2 separate regions of the Homo sapiens genome follow, and region 2 is linked to region 1. The links are chromatin contacts, found by Hi-C in ENCODE. All regions are on one chromosome and are shown on one strand. Each heading gives the region's core, a stretch centred on a gene start or an enhancer-like site at or near the end of the contact. The rest is flanking DNA. Distances are from core to core; before and after follow the strand shown. Region 1 holds the start of TIMM9 (translocase of inner mitochondrial membrane 9). Region 2 holds the start of KTN1-AS1 (KTN1 antisense RNA 1).

What was found. Hi-C counts contacts between places; a loop is a spot of excess contacts on that map. Pooled maps may share reads with other maps.
Region 2: a map of CD8-positive, alpha-beta T cell shows a loop between it and region 1 (17-fold over the local background). The contact joins the promoter of KTN1-AS1 here to the promoter of TIMM9 in region 1. A Hi-C loop is called at or near these places in 2 of 168 maps with a recorded cell type or tissue (CD8-positive, alpha-beta T cell and naive thymus-derived CD4-positive, alpha-beta T cell) and 10 of 50 pooled maps.

Annotation. Positions count from the first base shown.
Region 1 is chr14:58,422,746-58,430,512 of GRCh38, reverse strand. It overlaps TIMM9 (translocase of inner mitochondrial membrane 9), which reads left to right and starts at 2,982. Exons shown (of 6, transcript NM_012460.4): 1 at 2,982-3,121; 2 at 3,271-3,459; 3 at 6,418-6,505. KIAA0586 reads right to left here and starts at 2,794. Exons shown (of 31, transcript NM_001329943.3): 1 at 2,050-2,794; 2 at 1,080-1,150. The coding sequence starts at 2,248. RefSeq lists enhancers at 2,523-2,712, 2,783-2,832, 3,847-4,790.
Region 2 is chr14:55,575,246-55,583,012 of GRCh38, reverse strand. It overlaps KTN1-AS1 (KTN1 antisense RNA 1), which reads left to right and starts at 2,921. Exons shown (of 3, transcript NR_027123.1): 1 at 2,921-3,077; 2 at 4,276-4,407; 3 at 5,634-6,856. KTN1 (kinectin 1) reads right to left here and starts at 2,806. Exons shown (of 44, transcript NM_001079521.2): 1 at 2,659-2,806. RefSeq lists silencers at 1,488-1,782, 1,962-2,601, 2,662-2,921 and enhancers at 3,362-3,451, 3,462-3,581.

The DNA.
Region 1 (7,767 bases), core at 1,733-4,232:
TCATGCAATTCTGATGTACCTTAAAGCTACTCAAAGATTTGTTGAATGGGTGAGTAATACACTATCAGACAAGTGAATGAATGAGTAAATGAACCAGCAAGCAAATGTAGCACTGAGATTCAGACTCAAACCAGTTTGCCACTTGTAGCAGAGCAAGTCATTTAACATCTCAGTTGCTTCAGTGAAATGTGAAAATCTGACTCACTGTGAGTCAAATGGAGTAGATAAGGATGGCACAACATCACGAAGATCACCCATTTATTCTCAATTATACAATAACAGTGTATCCATACATTTGAGAAGTTTAGATATCATTAAATAAGGCCTGCTTAAAAAAAAAAAAGACAAAACAACAAAAAAACACTCCAAAGTCTAGGCATTTACTTAGGGATCAAGTACAGCAAATAATTATACATTTTATTGTGAGCTTTTGACAAAATTGTCATATAGTCTCAATTGAATTATTAGTTTGCCAGCTTCAATTTTCAAAATAGCATATTGTGAAACTCTCATTATACAGACTTATTAAACTGACAATACATAGGTCAACACTATGATTAGCCGTCAAAGTCTGATTAGATCTCATAACCAAAACATTGTATTTATCAAATACTTTCGGCATTATAAAGTTAAGATGATAATTTCATGTTATTCTTAAAGAACCTCCCTTCTAAGAAAACCAAAACCATTCTCACAAGTGTTAGAATGACATGCAAGCACACCTCACATTAAAGAAAAATTGTACTGTTAGTTGTTCCTTTTCTTTTACCTAAGAACATGTTAAGTCTCTGGGCAAGAACACCTTTTCCCTGAATAGTAAGAGAGTTTCTTTTCAGTTATCCTATCTCTTTCAGCGGCCATTATCTTACTAATAGGTATTTTTGATTCTAGGGAAGGCCTTTTGTTTAATGTCTCAAACACCATTCAAAGTCACAATTGTAGTATATAAAACATTTGTTTTGGTAAGTGATATTTAAATAAAAACAAGGCATGCTGCTAATCAAACATAATTTAAGAATGCATTATTTGACAATACTGAAAATTTTAACGTGAGCATAATTAAGAATCCTTTTGCTTACACTTTCTGACACCATGGGATTTTCTAATAGAGGCTGGTAACAATTTCTAGCAGAAGTTAAGTCTGATGAACCTAACAAAACAAAGGAATAGATTTTAGTGATTTTAAAATCAGATCCTTAGCTTTAGAAACTGTATATGCATGATTCAAGATCTATAAACTCCATATAACGCAGAAGTTGGAAAGACAATTTGCATGCAAAAAAAGTTAAGAAAATGTATTTAAACATATCTGAATGAAAGTTTTTACAGTTGATATTTGGGAAAATAAGGTTCGGTACTGACAATAAAGTGAGATTAAGCACGAAACATTTTAAAATATAACCATACACTATTGGATGTGGACAAACTATGGGTAGAAATATGTATACGATGTAAAGGTCTAATTTAACAGCAGTACTATTTGAGTGTCACCGCTGTATCCCCCAAAGAACAGCATTACAAAAGCGTTTTGCTGTTTTTGCTCACATATTCATTAATTTAATCCTCACAATTAGCAGCGAAGTGGGTAAAGCATATGTTATCCTTATTTTCACTGAGCTCTAGACAGATTAAGTGAATTGGAATATAGAAGCCATCAATTGGCAGAAGTCCTGCTTTTCCCACTATGAAAAGAAAGTAGTGAATTAGGTAAAAAGCACTACTTTGGGGGAAAACTATAAAAAACACTACGTGGGGGAAAATAAAGCACATTATACAAGTTAAGTGTATCCACCATAAATATAAAAAAAAAAATATGCAAAAGTCAATGCAAAAAAAAAAAAAAAAAGCACAACAGGGGACGTTAAAGTTTCATTCATTCCATCTATTCAAACATTTTATAGGCTTCCTGGCCATTTTCCCGGGAAACAGGGTCAGTTTTCAAACATCTGTACAAACTAGACTTATATCTTACGTTTGGGAATTTAAACAAATAAGGACTAAAGATTTACTAAACTAAAACTGGTTGAAAAACTACATGGAATCACATACCACGTGATGTTCCATTCAAACTAGTCCCCGTTCCAACAGGAAGACGTTTATTTGCAGACAATGCCGGAGGAACACAGGGCAACTCATCTTTCAGCAAAACCAAATGATCTCCATGATTTTGAGAAACTACCTCACGAAGTCTCTTCACTGGCATCTTAATCTTTTTTTTCTTCTCCAAGCTGACCTCAGAGCCTTTCATATTGTTGGTCACAAAACAAGTCCCACACTTAAGGACGGAAAAACTTTCTCTGTTTCCTTAAGACTTCAGAACAAAATTTTCACCTCTTTGCAATAACTGTTTTTAAAATGTCGAACATCCACAAAGCTGAAAATCTAAATTCTGATATTGAATCCAGGATTAGAGCTGACTATAAAGTCATATTTACCCATTAATCCCACTCAGTCTATTAATACACCACGCCAAAATGTGAAAGTGGGGATGACAAGAGAATGGCCACAGGAGCAACAATAACCATAACAGTGCACTCCCCAACCCCAGAGCTGGTAGGGCAAAACCAAACACATGTAGTGGCGGGCTTAAAATTTGTTGAGAAGAGGCAGTCAAGCAAATAAAAGCGAAATGCTATTTTTAAAATAATGACCCACATAAGAAGCGTAATAGCTTTCTTCAGCCACAGAGTCTTACACACCCCTCCAGATGCAATCGTCGGAAACATAAATTCACCCCTACGTATCTCCAGAACGCCCGAGACCCGCACCGTCGTGGGTGTAATCTGACAACAGCGTCAGTTGCCCGCAGGTCAACACCCACTTCCCTTCAAACCCGCCCTTGAGACACAACACGCATGCGCGCCAAGAAACTCACCCAAAACATCCAACCAGAAAGCTAAGCGCTCTCTGGTGCTCTTCCATTCCTCTCCGGGTGGAAACAAACTCCGGACATAACAGGGGTTTATTTATTTATTTATTTTAAGGTAGCACATTGCCGCACAAGACCGCTCTACAGTCTCATCCAAGACTTGAAGAGCTCCCGACTTGTAATACTACTTGTGTTTACCAGGGACTGTTGACACTGCTTCGCTTCCGAAGACCGTTAGGGACGTGGGATTAGGTAAATTAGGCTTCCAAGAAGTTTCGACAGATTCGGGTCATTATTGGAGAGGAAGTCGGGAATAGAAAGCGTTGTCTAAGCAGAAAATAACCGAAGTTAATCCTTAGGAGATTTTAGAATTCGCTGATGGTACCTGCTTTTTCTTCTAGATTTCCTCGCGTTATAACGAATCGGCGTCTAAGGGTTTAAGTGTCACTTGACATTACTGCTCCCACGTGTTCTTTCCCATCTGGCGGCCGCGGCTCCTGTCCAGACCCTGACCCTCCCTCCCAAGGCTCAACCGTCCCCCAACAACCCCCAGCCTTGTACTGATGTCGGATGCGAGAGCCTGTGCTTAAGTATGGTGTCTGTTCTCTGCCGTGAGAATCCGGGGTTCCCGGACGGGGGGTGGCAGGCTACGCTCCAGGAAAGTGGCGGGGTCTCCCGAGGAGGCCGCCGCACGTACCTGGAGCAGTGGGGGGTGCGAAGCGGGACAGCGCTTCGCCGGGTCGGGTGCAGACCTTCCTGGAGATGGTGTCACCTGGGCGAGGGTAGGAACTTTAGGCCCTGAGCCACCCCCAACCCGGATCTGGGGAGTCGGGGTCCTGTTTTGGGACACTGAATTAGACTATAAGGTATTTACGATGTGACCTTGAGCTGCCCGGGGGAAGATCCTCCTTTAAATGAAAATCGTCTTTAGACATAATACCAGGTCTAACACCCCTTCCCTGATCTGCTCATTTCCCAGGATGCGCTACTTAGAGCTTTCCCTTTACGCCTTACTGGAGGCTTTAGAATAATCAAAGCAGAAAATGTAATCCGATCTAAAAGCTAAATAACTAATTTTATTTCTTTTACATCTCGGCAGTCTACCTTCATAGAAGTCTAGACTTAAAATGGACTTTAAAGTCTGAGCGCGGTGGCTCACGCCTGTAATCCCAGCACTTTGGGAGGCCAAGGCGGGCGGATCACGAGATCAGGAGTTCGAGACCAGCCTGGCCAGCAAGGTGAAACCCCGCCTCTACTGAAAATACAAAAAATTAACTGGGCATGGTGGCGCGCGCCTGTAGTCCCAGCTACTCAGGAGGCTGAGGCAAGAGAATTGCTTGAACCCGGCAGGTGGAGGTTGCAGTGAGCTGAGATCGCGCCATTGTGCTCCAGCCTGAGTGACAGATCAAGACTGTCTTAAAAAAAAAAGAAAAAAAAAGACTTTAAGGGCTCAGCGTTAAAGACCCTTTTAATTATTATTTTTTTGTAACTTGCTGAGTTTCTCTAATGAGTTTTGTGTTGTTTTTTGAGACAAAGTCTCACTCTGTGGCACAGGCTGGAGTGCAGTGGCGCGATCTTGGCTCACTGCAACCTCCGCCTCCCAGGTTCAAGCGATTCTTCTGCCTCAGGCCTCCTGAGTAGCTGGATTACAGGCGCCCGCCACCACGCCCAGCTAATTTTTTTTGTATTTTTATTAGAGACGGGGTTTCACCATGTTGGCCAGGTTGGTCTCGAACTCCTGACTTGATTCACCCGCCTCGGCCTACCAAAGTGCTAGTATTACAAGCGTGAGCCACCGCACGTGGCCATTATTTTTTATTTTAGTTACATTTTCTCTTCGTAATTGGGCTCATAGGTGGTACTTGTTTGTTCACAATTTATTGTATATTATGAGTGTACTGAAAGAACTACAATGTCAGAGTCGCCAGAGACCTTGGAGATAGTTTAACTCTTACCTTCTAGGTGAAACTTATGTGAAAGAAACAGTGACCTAAGATCTGAGTGTAGGCACTCTGAATTATTAAAATGACAACTTAATTTGGATCTTACAGCTCTTTGTCATTACTCTTTAGTTCCTTTCCCTCTTTTTTTTTTTTTTTCCAGAGACAGGGCCTTGCTCTGTCATGATCATAGCTCCCTGAAGCCTTCAACTCCTGAGCTCAGGCAATCCTCCTGTCTCAGCCTCCTGAGTAGCTAGGACTACAAGCACTTGCCACCACGCTGGCTAATTTTTTACTTTTTTGTAGAAACTAGGTCTCGCCTTATTGCCCAGGCTTATTTTCTCAGCTCACTGCAACCTCTGCCTCCTGGGTTCAAGTGATTCTTCTGCCTCAGCCTCCCAAATAGCTGGGATTATAGGCACCCGCCACTCTGCCCAGATAATTTTTGTGTTTTTAGTAAAGATGGGGTTTCACCATGTTGGCCAGGCTGGTCTGGAACTCCTGACCGCACGTGATCTGCCCACCTCAGCCTCCCAAAGTGCTGGGATTACAGGCGTGAACCATCATGCCTGGCCTTATTTTCTCACTCTAAATCAGCCCTCTCAACCCCTTTTCTTTATGACTGACACTTTTGAAAAGACCAGCCAGGTTGTCTTACAAATTGTTCCATGTTGTAGATTTTCCTAATTATTCCCTCATGATTAGAGCCATATCAAACTTTGGCCAGAATACCACATAGGTGATGCTGTCTTACTGCATCCCACCAAGAAATACCTAATGTTGGCACCCATGTTTGTGATGCTAGGTTTTATGACTTAGCTTATACGTTTTTTCTTTGAGACAGGGTCTCTTTCTGTCACCCAGGCAAGAGAGCAGTGGCGTGATCATGGCTCACTGCAGCCTCAAGCTCCTGGGCTCAAGTGATCCTCCTGCCTCAGCCTCCTGAGTAGCTGGGACTACAGGTGCACACCACCATGCCGGCTCATTTTTGTATTTTTTGTAGAGATGGGGTTTTGCCATGTTGCCCAGGCTGATGTAGAACTTTTGGGCTCAAGCTATCCACCCACCTCAGCCTCCCAAAATGCTGGGATTGAGCCACTGCACCTGGTCAGTCACTTAGCTTATAACATATATTTGGCTATTTGGAAAATATTTTTAGATAGATGATATGTGTCATAATAGCTTATAAGACATTTTATAGGTCTTAAATAGGTCATTTTATAGGTGCAATGGGGAAAATACTGGATTTTGAAGTCCAAAGACCTTAGTTAGGCTCCAGCTGTCCAGTTACTATCTGTATAAGTGACCTCATGTAAGTTTCTTAAGATTTCTGAACCATCCCTCCCAGAATTAGTAGGAAAATCATAAGGGAAGTGTAATGTATACTTATACCTGGATAAATAAGGATAGCATGACATTAAGTATTTTTTTTAATAGTAACACATATGCCAAAGAATTGTAACCTCAGAATAGAGGAAACTAATTTCACTTACTAAAAAGGAAGAAACTTTAAAAAAATAAATGATTAGCCAATAGAAGTTTACATTTCATTGAAAAGACTATTAGAACTTGAAGGGGACTTAGTAATCATATTACCTCATTTTTCAGGTAAGAATCAGGCCTTATTGGAGACATTCAAGCAAAGGTTGGACAACTACTTTTCCAGAACAGAAAGGAAACTCATGCATCAGAAAAGGTTAGAGCTTGATGACTGATAAGATCTCCCTTTATTCTTAAGTTCCCTGGTTCTAGGATATATTTTGTTTGCCACAAGAATAACAGCATCATTGTAATCATTCCCAAGATCTAAGCCAGTGATTCTTGAATTTGCTTATTTCTTCTCTCCCTCTCCAGGTTTCAGGGATATAATCAGAAGGTAACCCCTGATGGGTCTTTGCCACAGTAACATAAATTTGCTGTAATATATGGAAACTAGGATCAAATAAAAGAACAACCACATTACTGCTACCTGTTCTCACCATCAGGTGGTTTATGTGGCTGGTGGAATTTGTTAGTCTAAGCTTACTATTAAATAACTGCGAAGTGAATAGTGAAAAATTTAGAAGACCTCAAATTAGCAAGTAACTCTGAAAATCATTGATTTACTCAGTCATCTCCAGTATTTTCTCTGAACCAGTTGCCTACAATTATGTATACCATAATCTTTTTTTTTTTTTTTTTTTTTTTTTGAGACAAAGTCTCGCTCTGTCACCCAGGCTGGAATGCAGTGGCACAATCTCAGCTCACTGCAGCCTCTGCCTCCCAGGTTCAAGCAGTTCTGCCTCAGCCTCCCGAGTAGCTGCGATTATAGGCATGTGCCACCATGCCCGGCTAATTTTTGTATTTTTAGTAGAGACGGGGTTTCACCATGTTGGCCAGGCTGGTCTCAAACTCCTGACCTCAAATGATCCACCCGCCTTGGCCTCCCAATGTGCTGGGATTACAGGTGTGAGCCACTGTGCCTGGCCTATACCGTAATCTTGATAGATACTGGTGACTACCGAGGATAGCTTTAGAGATTTAAGCAGACTTAAGAAAACTTCTGATTGTTAGCTCTTGAGTTCAACTGTTAGGTCTGGAAAAAAAAAATACCAAATTGGTCTGGGTGCAGTGGCTCACGCCTGTAATCCCAGCACTTTGGGAGGCTGAGGTGGGTGGATTACCTGAGGTCGGGAGTTCAAGACCAACCTGGCCAACATGGTGAAACCCCATCTATACTAAACAAAAATTAGCCAGGTGTGGTAGTGCATGCCTGTAATCCCAGCTACTCAGGAGGCTGAGGCACAAAATCACTTGAACCCAGGAGGCGGAAGATGTAGTAAGCTGAAATTGCACCACTGTACTCCAGCCTGGGTCTCAGAGTGAGACTCTGTCTCAAAAATAAATAAATAAATAAATCTCAAAAATAAGTAAATAAATAAATAAAATACACAATTGAGTGATTCTAAAGAAAATAAA
Region 2 (7,767 bases), core at 1,672-4,171, 2.8 Mb after region 1:
CAAAGTCATGTTCACAGGAACTGAAAGAGGAAGCAATGAAATGCAATTCTCTTTGAGCATGAGTGATCACCAATGTCACTTCTAGAGAAATAGTTACTTGCTTGTATCCTCTAAGTATACTCTGGATTTACCTTCAAAGTCACTAAAAACAGTACAGAGAACAAGCAGGTCATAAGGTGTATTCTCAAATATATGAACGATCTTGCAAAGCACGATTTTTCTCATTTCCTTATTACATATTAGGTCAGATTCCCAAGAGAACCAAAACCTTCCTAGAACCACTTAAGTTCATTAACAATTTAATATTTTAACAAAGTATTGGAGATCTTTCAGGTTAAAACTTCATTTGCTATAAAAATTATAGGCATACAATTAAAAACACATGTTCCATTCAAGTTAAGAAATTAACTTACACATAGGAAATGTATAAGACACATTCAACTTTTAAAAAAACAATTATGATTCAGTATTCTACGTGTCATCTTAACCATGACAGGCTGATTAAGAACTTTTAACCATAACTTAACATTCAAGTTAAGAACTTAAGAACAGTGACAATCTTAATATGGGTTCTTTAGAAGTCTCAAAAAGGTTTTCACGTCTTAGGCTCTTTTAAAAAGCCATATTGACTGATATTAAAAATATAATTATTAAAACGATCTCCCTACCAAAAGCAGATTAAAGCCTATAAACTAGAAGGGAGACTGAAGTGAGGCATTTTTAGGGACAAACACAACATCAAACAGAAGAGACTACTGGTATTAAAAGAATACAGAAAGATCTAAATTGGAAACAAAATCGTAAATGTCTCTTCATAATGCTGACGCTGAATCATTAAGAGTTAAATACTTGATATTCTTTATAATTTTCAAGTATTAAGAAAATTTTTCAATAGATCTTGTTATATTTTCAAATTCATTATCAGCCTCAAGTAAATCAAGTAGAACACCTTATTCTCTAAGCTCACTTGATAAGGTATTGTTATGTCTGATGAAGGCTACAAAATTAGAAGAGACATTTGAAACTCAATGTTGGGGTGGGAGGGAAACTCATGAACAGACCCAGCTATTTCAGGTTAGATCCTTAAACTAAAAAAAAAGGAAAAAGGAAAAAAAAAAAGAGCCTTTTTTATCAGGCAGCACATCAAATATGAAAGTCTACTGCAAGGCATGTCTACCCAAAATACTCAAGAGTAATTTAGTGTTATTCTTGGGATCATTATCCCAAGTCTCACCAGCTTGGGATCATTATCCCAAGTCTCACCAGCAATTGCTTCGGACCAAACTGGAGACACTGTTGCCATTAGCCTGCTAGGTAAGCTAAGGAAAACAAATGCAACCTAATTTAGCAAAAATTCTAACTTTAAGTCAACTCCTATACAATTCAGAACCTTTAGTTCACCGAAGATGCTTATCTTTAGCTGGGCTGGCCATGAGTGTCTACATTTCTCAAGGCTTTCCACAAAGTCATCACACACACACACACCTTAACAGTTAACTTCAACCGTAGCTCTTTACTCAAGGCTTTCCACAAAGTCATCACACACACACACTCACACACACACACACACCTTAACAGTTAACTTCAACCGTAGCTCTTTAAGCACTACTAACTTAAATAGCGGCTAAGGAATCCGTTTGCCAACACAGTTCTGAATTTAGATTCCTCCTTCCTCCCACAGGAAAGAAGGGCCAACACTGAACAGCTTACTTTCAACCTAACCTAGTCAAGGTGCAACTGGGGCCGGCTGGGACGCCGCTGCCCGCGTCCGGGGCTGCCCACATCTAGTGCACCCAGCGCCTTCACCGCCAGCATGCGGGGCTGCACATCCCACACCAGACGTATGGCTGAGAGCCAGACGACTTCTCTAGACTTCCCGCGTAGTTTTCCGGCGAGGTCCCCAAGGCCAAAAATCTCACTTTTGGAAACTGAAGGGGTCAGGCCGAATCGCTAGGACACACCCCTCGGGGACAGGAAGGGATAACTTCGCCGGTGTCGAGAGTGGTCCATGGATTTTTCCAAAGTCCCCCCTCATGCTGCTTTCCGTGCCCAACCGCCTCCCGCCCTGACCTGGGGACTCGCAAAGGGCAGCGGGAGGGGCGCCGGGGAAGGGGGCGAGCGCCCAGACCGCCGGAGGCAGCGGCGAGGACTGGAACTCCAGCATGGCGTAAGTGTGGCCCAGCTCCGGCCCGGGGACGCCGCCGGAGACGCGCTGCCTCCGTCCACCGGCCGAGGAGGCGGTAATCCGCCTTCCCTCCCGGGGGCCCTCAGGCTTGGCTAAAAATAGGTGCCTCGGTCACCCCAGGGCCCGCTCGGGTCGACCTCGCCTTCGGGAGAGTCGTCCTTGGGGAGGGTGGGGGGTGTCCCTCGGCCGCGCCCCGGGTGCCGCGACAGAGCCGGGGTCGGGCCCAGAGCGGCCCCGCGAGGCCGAGGAGGTCCCTCCGAGCCCGCCCCCTGCGGCGTCCCGGCCCCAACAAGAGCCCCGCGGCGGCAACCGGATGCCCGAGGCCTACCCAGCGGGCGGCGTCCGGGCCCCGCGGCCGCGCCCCCCCGCCCGGCGCGGCCCTCCCGCCTGCCCCAGGACCCCGCGGCCGGCGCCGCCTCCCCCCGCGCTCCCCGCCGCCGGCGCCCGTCCCGGTGCGGCCTGCTCTCCCTCACCCTGTGCGGCCGGGAAAGGAGACCGGGAAGACGCGGCGGCGCCGGCACTACAGCCCGGGCCGCCCGCTCCGAGGCGCCGCCGCCGCCGCCGCCGCCGCCGCAGTCGCTCAGGTGCCGTCGCGCCGCTCGGCAGGAAACGGGCGGCTTCGGGGCGGGGCGGGGCGGACCCGGCACGTCCTGGCGTCTGGGCCGGCGGCGCCGGGAGACCGGCCCCTTAAAGGGACAGCCGCCGGCCCGCCTCTGCCTCCGCGCGCCTGCCCACGCGCTCCGGTACTCGCTGCTCGCGGCTGGCCGGCTCGGGATTCCGGGCTTTCTTCCCGAGACCGCGTCCCCCAGCTGGGCCGAAGGTGGACGCTCAGGGGCTGGAGGCTCAGCGGAATCCCCTGCGTTCAGTAGCCCCGCTCTCCCCTGTCCCGAAGGTTGGTCTCGTCTCGCGCGGCCCTCCCTCCAGGGCACCACCTGGCTCCCCACGCCTTTTAACTTCAGCAAACGGCACTAGATTTACCCCCTGACTATCCCAGATTTCCCCCAGAAATTACTGGAAAACGACATCCCCCGTCCCTTTCTCCAGGGGATCTCTCTGAAATCTCCTTCGGGCAACGCTAGCTACAAACGGAGAAAGAAATTAGAAAGCGACCCAAATAATGGTCGGGCGCGGTGGTTCACGCCTGTAACCCCAGTACTTTGGGAGGCCAAGGCAGGCGGATCACCTGAGGTCAGGAGTTCGAGACCAGCCTGGCCAACATATAGTAAAACCCGTCTCTGCCAAAAAAAGTACAAAAAATTAGCTGGGCATAGTGGCGCACGCCTGTAGCCCCAGCTACTTGGGAAGCTGAGACAGGAGAATCGCAGGAATCTAGGAGGCGGAGGTTGCAGTGAGCCGAGATCTCGCCACTGCACTCCAGCCTGGGCGAGAGAGTAAGACTCTCCGTTTCTCTCAAAAAAAAAAAAAAAAAAAGGAAAGAAAAGAAAGCGACCCAAATGAGTTGTGTGCAAACATTATGAAAGTGTTGTGACTGCCAGCTGGTAGCCATTTATGAAGCCGGGGTAAAAATCTAGAAACTGCTGCGCGAGGAGGGATGGGCCCGGATCTCTCCTTATTCGTTTGCTCTTTGCTGAAAGGATGGCAGCGATCCTCCCCGTCCACTGGCAAGTGAGTTTCGTGTGGATTGTTTACCGATGATCAATCTCTCACAGGAGGCCAGGCACTGCCCCACTACATGTACAAAACACTCCAAGCTGTCCGCAAATGTTATGAAGGCTTAAAATAATCCTAACGATTCCAGACTGTGGATAGAGATAGAAAAAATTAGGACTCACCACCACCACCTCGCCCTACATCTGACAAAGTGGGAACAGAAGCAGTTAAGGAATGAACAGCAGAACCGTTTCTACACCAACAGAATTTCCTGTACATGGGCTGGTTAAAAGTATCCATACTTTTTATTCTAATCATTTCTAAGTTTTCTAGAGCACCTCCAAAATACAAATGAAAACTGCGCAGTGTATAGTGGCCTGAGATATTGAGAATTCTGCCAGTCTTCAGTCACCGTGTTCTCCACAGATGCATTGTCTTATTTTAACTCCAGAGGCGTCCTCTTTTTTCTTTCTCATTAGGATTACTCTGCCCCTCAGCGGTTCCAGTGCCCTCAAAGCAATCTGTCTCTGAAGTACTGGCTATCTTCTGAGCGTGTGCCAGAAGATCCAGCTTTGTTGAAAAGCGAAGCCGTTAGTCCCTTAATACAAAGGGTAAGTGTATCATTTATGTAATGGAGTTTAAGGGCTCTTGATTAGCTTACAAACAACCATGTTATTTCCTCAGGTTAGTACTAACGCAGGTTTTAGGTTAGAATTAAAAATTTATATCATTCATTTTCCTGACCAGTAAAACCGCAATGTCATTTACAGGCAATAATATTTCGGTGCACTTGTAAGTAAGACAATGAGTGGAGTTTAGGATTTTCTCAAAACATACTACTGCTTATACTAAAGGATGACTTTGTATCACCTATTTCGGCTTTTCTGGCGTTTGAACTTTGACTATAGAAAGGGAAGTGGTTGAATGCTTTATTTTTTATAAGCTTTCTATTTATTCACATCAAAACAAAAAGATTTACTAGAGGCCGGGCGCAGTGGCTGACACCTGTAATCCCAGCACTTTGGGAGGCCGAGCTGGGTGGATCACCTGAGGTCGGGAGTTCGAGACCACCATGGCCAACATGGTGAAACCCCAGCTCTACTAAAAATACAAAACTTAGCTGGGCATGGTGGCAGGTGCCTATAATCCCAGCTACTGGGGAGGCTGAGCAGGAGGATCGCTTGAACCCAGGAGGCAGAGGTTGCAGTGAGCCAAGATGGTGCCACTGCACTCCAGCCTGGGCAACAGAGCAAGACTCTGTCTTAAAAAAAAAAAAGATTCACTAGAAATGCTATGCTTCTCTAGTGTTATGCATAATAGGCAAGCCCTATTATGAATTAACACCAACCCTCTAGGTTTTAAAGTGTAGTATAATATAATTAGCTATAGTTAACACATATAATTAACCTACGATATAATTAACTTTGGCTGCTATTTACTACCCTCCAGTGTCACTGAAACCAACAACTAACTTGTTAAAAAGGATTAGCAACACACCCAGCATCTGAGGTACCTCTAGTTGCAACAACTAAGAAATTAAATTTTATTGAAAACTATAAAGTCTAAACACTGTTACCTAAAGAGCACACATCCTATTTTTTTTTAATTTAACAAAATTGCAATTTACTGAAGACTGTCTTCTGAATTTTTTGCGTGTAACAACTCTTTTTTCTGAGTTTGGGGAAAGTTTTAAAGACAAATAATACATGCCTGCCCTGCAGATGGAGAACAAGCTGGCTATTCCTGTTTTGACTAGGGTAGTTTTCCCATAAGTGGTGACTTGTGTAGAGATTTGAGTAATGCGTGAGTAACAGATTATATCTCTTGACTCCACAAGATCAGGGATAGCAGAAATGAAAGTATAATGGAAGCAGCTGGAGGATTCCAGGTCCACTTTCACCCAAGTAATGGAGACGGAAGGTTCATCGAAACTTCTTCAGCTGCAGATCTAGAAGTCATTAGCTATTCTAGCAAAGTATCTGTCACAGAAAGGTGCTTCATAAAGGTCTGCACTGTGCTCTTTTGACCTGTGTCTTCAAGCATGTGCTGTCATAACAGATTAAAGATGACTGAAAATTATCTGCCACTCATTGCGTGAAAGGTGGGATCTGTAGACCTCCCTCTTGAATTTGGGAGGGTTCTGTGACTGCTGTGACCAATGAATATGGCAGAAGTGACGCTTTGCCAACTTCTGGGTCCAGGCTATACGAGACAGGCAGTTCCACTCACTGTCTCTTAGATCCATGTAAAAAGTTCATCTACCCTGCTGGAAAAACCATGTAGAGAGGCCCTGAGACTACATTGGGTGGGAGAGGGGCTCAGCTGCACCATCTTCCAACTGTCCCCATCAAGATGACAGAAATATAAATGAAGCCTTCTTGAACTCCAGACCATCCATGCTACAAGCTAAATGCCACCAAGCGACCCCAGTTAATACCATGTGGAGCAAAAATATCACTTAACCAAGCACTGCCTGAGTTTCTGACCCCACAGAATTCTGACCCCATACAAATAAAATAATTTTTGTAATTTTTTATAATTCGTCATGTAATAGATAAATGGAACAGCCTTCTTCCAGTCTTTTAAATAGCTGCAAGAAATCTTATTCAAGCAGAAGGAAGTTTCTACTTTGTTCATACAGTCTCAAGACATCCCTGGAGCCTTTCAAGGGAAATTTGGGCAGAAGTAGGTAGAGAGGTAAAGCTATTATGTAACATTACTTAACATGATTAAAACCACCTTAATGTCTCCCATCCTCAAAGGCTGCCAGTGAATTGGAAATTAATGGATTAAATGAGGACAGAGAAACTAGTATTTGTGCATATGCACTGTGCCAGGTATTTAACGTATCTTAGCTCATGTGGTCTTCGAAACAACCCCATATTGTAGTATCAGGCTCACACGGGTAACTAACTAGTGCAAAGACACAAGGCTCACAAACTGCTACTTGACCCTAGAGCTCTTTGACTCCGATTCCCATGTACGTGCCCCAATACCATGTTGACTCCCAAGGTGTAAATCTTCAGGTATACAAACTATTAAAATGTGAATTTTCATTTATACGCAATTTTTGCTTATGATATGTTTTTTGTCACTTGCATAATAATAGATATGTAACTTTAAATCAGCAATATTATACTGGCTATCAACCAGTTTCATGTAAATTTTTCTAACAGAAAGAATGTAGCATTGAAATGTGTACATTTTTGTCCAAGTACACCTGGCAATTGAAAGAAAAAATCCAAGCCACTTGGATGCTTGATTTTGTGATTTTTTTTTATACACTTCCTTATAAGAATTTTTTTTAGGTATTGAATTTGCAACTACAAAACCTGATTTTCCTCCCGGTTCTGTCCCTTTCTAGTAATGAGACATTGGACAAGTCACTTCACTTCCCAGAGCTTTAGTTTCCTCACTAGTTAGTGGAGGCCAAGAGTTAGCTCTAAGAGTGTGAGAATTATTAATAAATGAGATAATGTATTTTAAAATATTTTTAAACTACAAAATAGCATATAACTATATAACAGAGTAACCACCTCATAGGGTCTAAATATAAATAGGCATTATTTAACCTATAATGTATCTGAATAATAATAACCACCCTAGTAGCTACTTTTCATATACTATATATAATTGCCAATTATAACAACCTCATGGGATGTAATTATGCTCACTTTACAGATGAGAAAGCAGGCTTAGGAAAGGAAATAATTCACAGCAAAGAAGTGTGCAAAAGGAGGAAAAAATAGAAAGAATGAATAAAATAACTTGCCTAAGGTCAAATGGCTACTAAGTGGCAGAGCTGGGACTGAAACTCTAAAGTTCAAGCTCCTTCCTCTCTACCAAACTATTCCCTACATGCCAACAGGCTAGTTTACAACCTGCTTGAACAGCAGGAGAAAAGGGAGATTTGATCTCTTTCTTCTCACTTTTAGCCCAAACCACTCTTAGCCTCACCACATAGGTGGGAA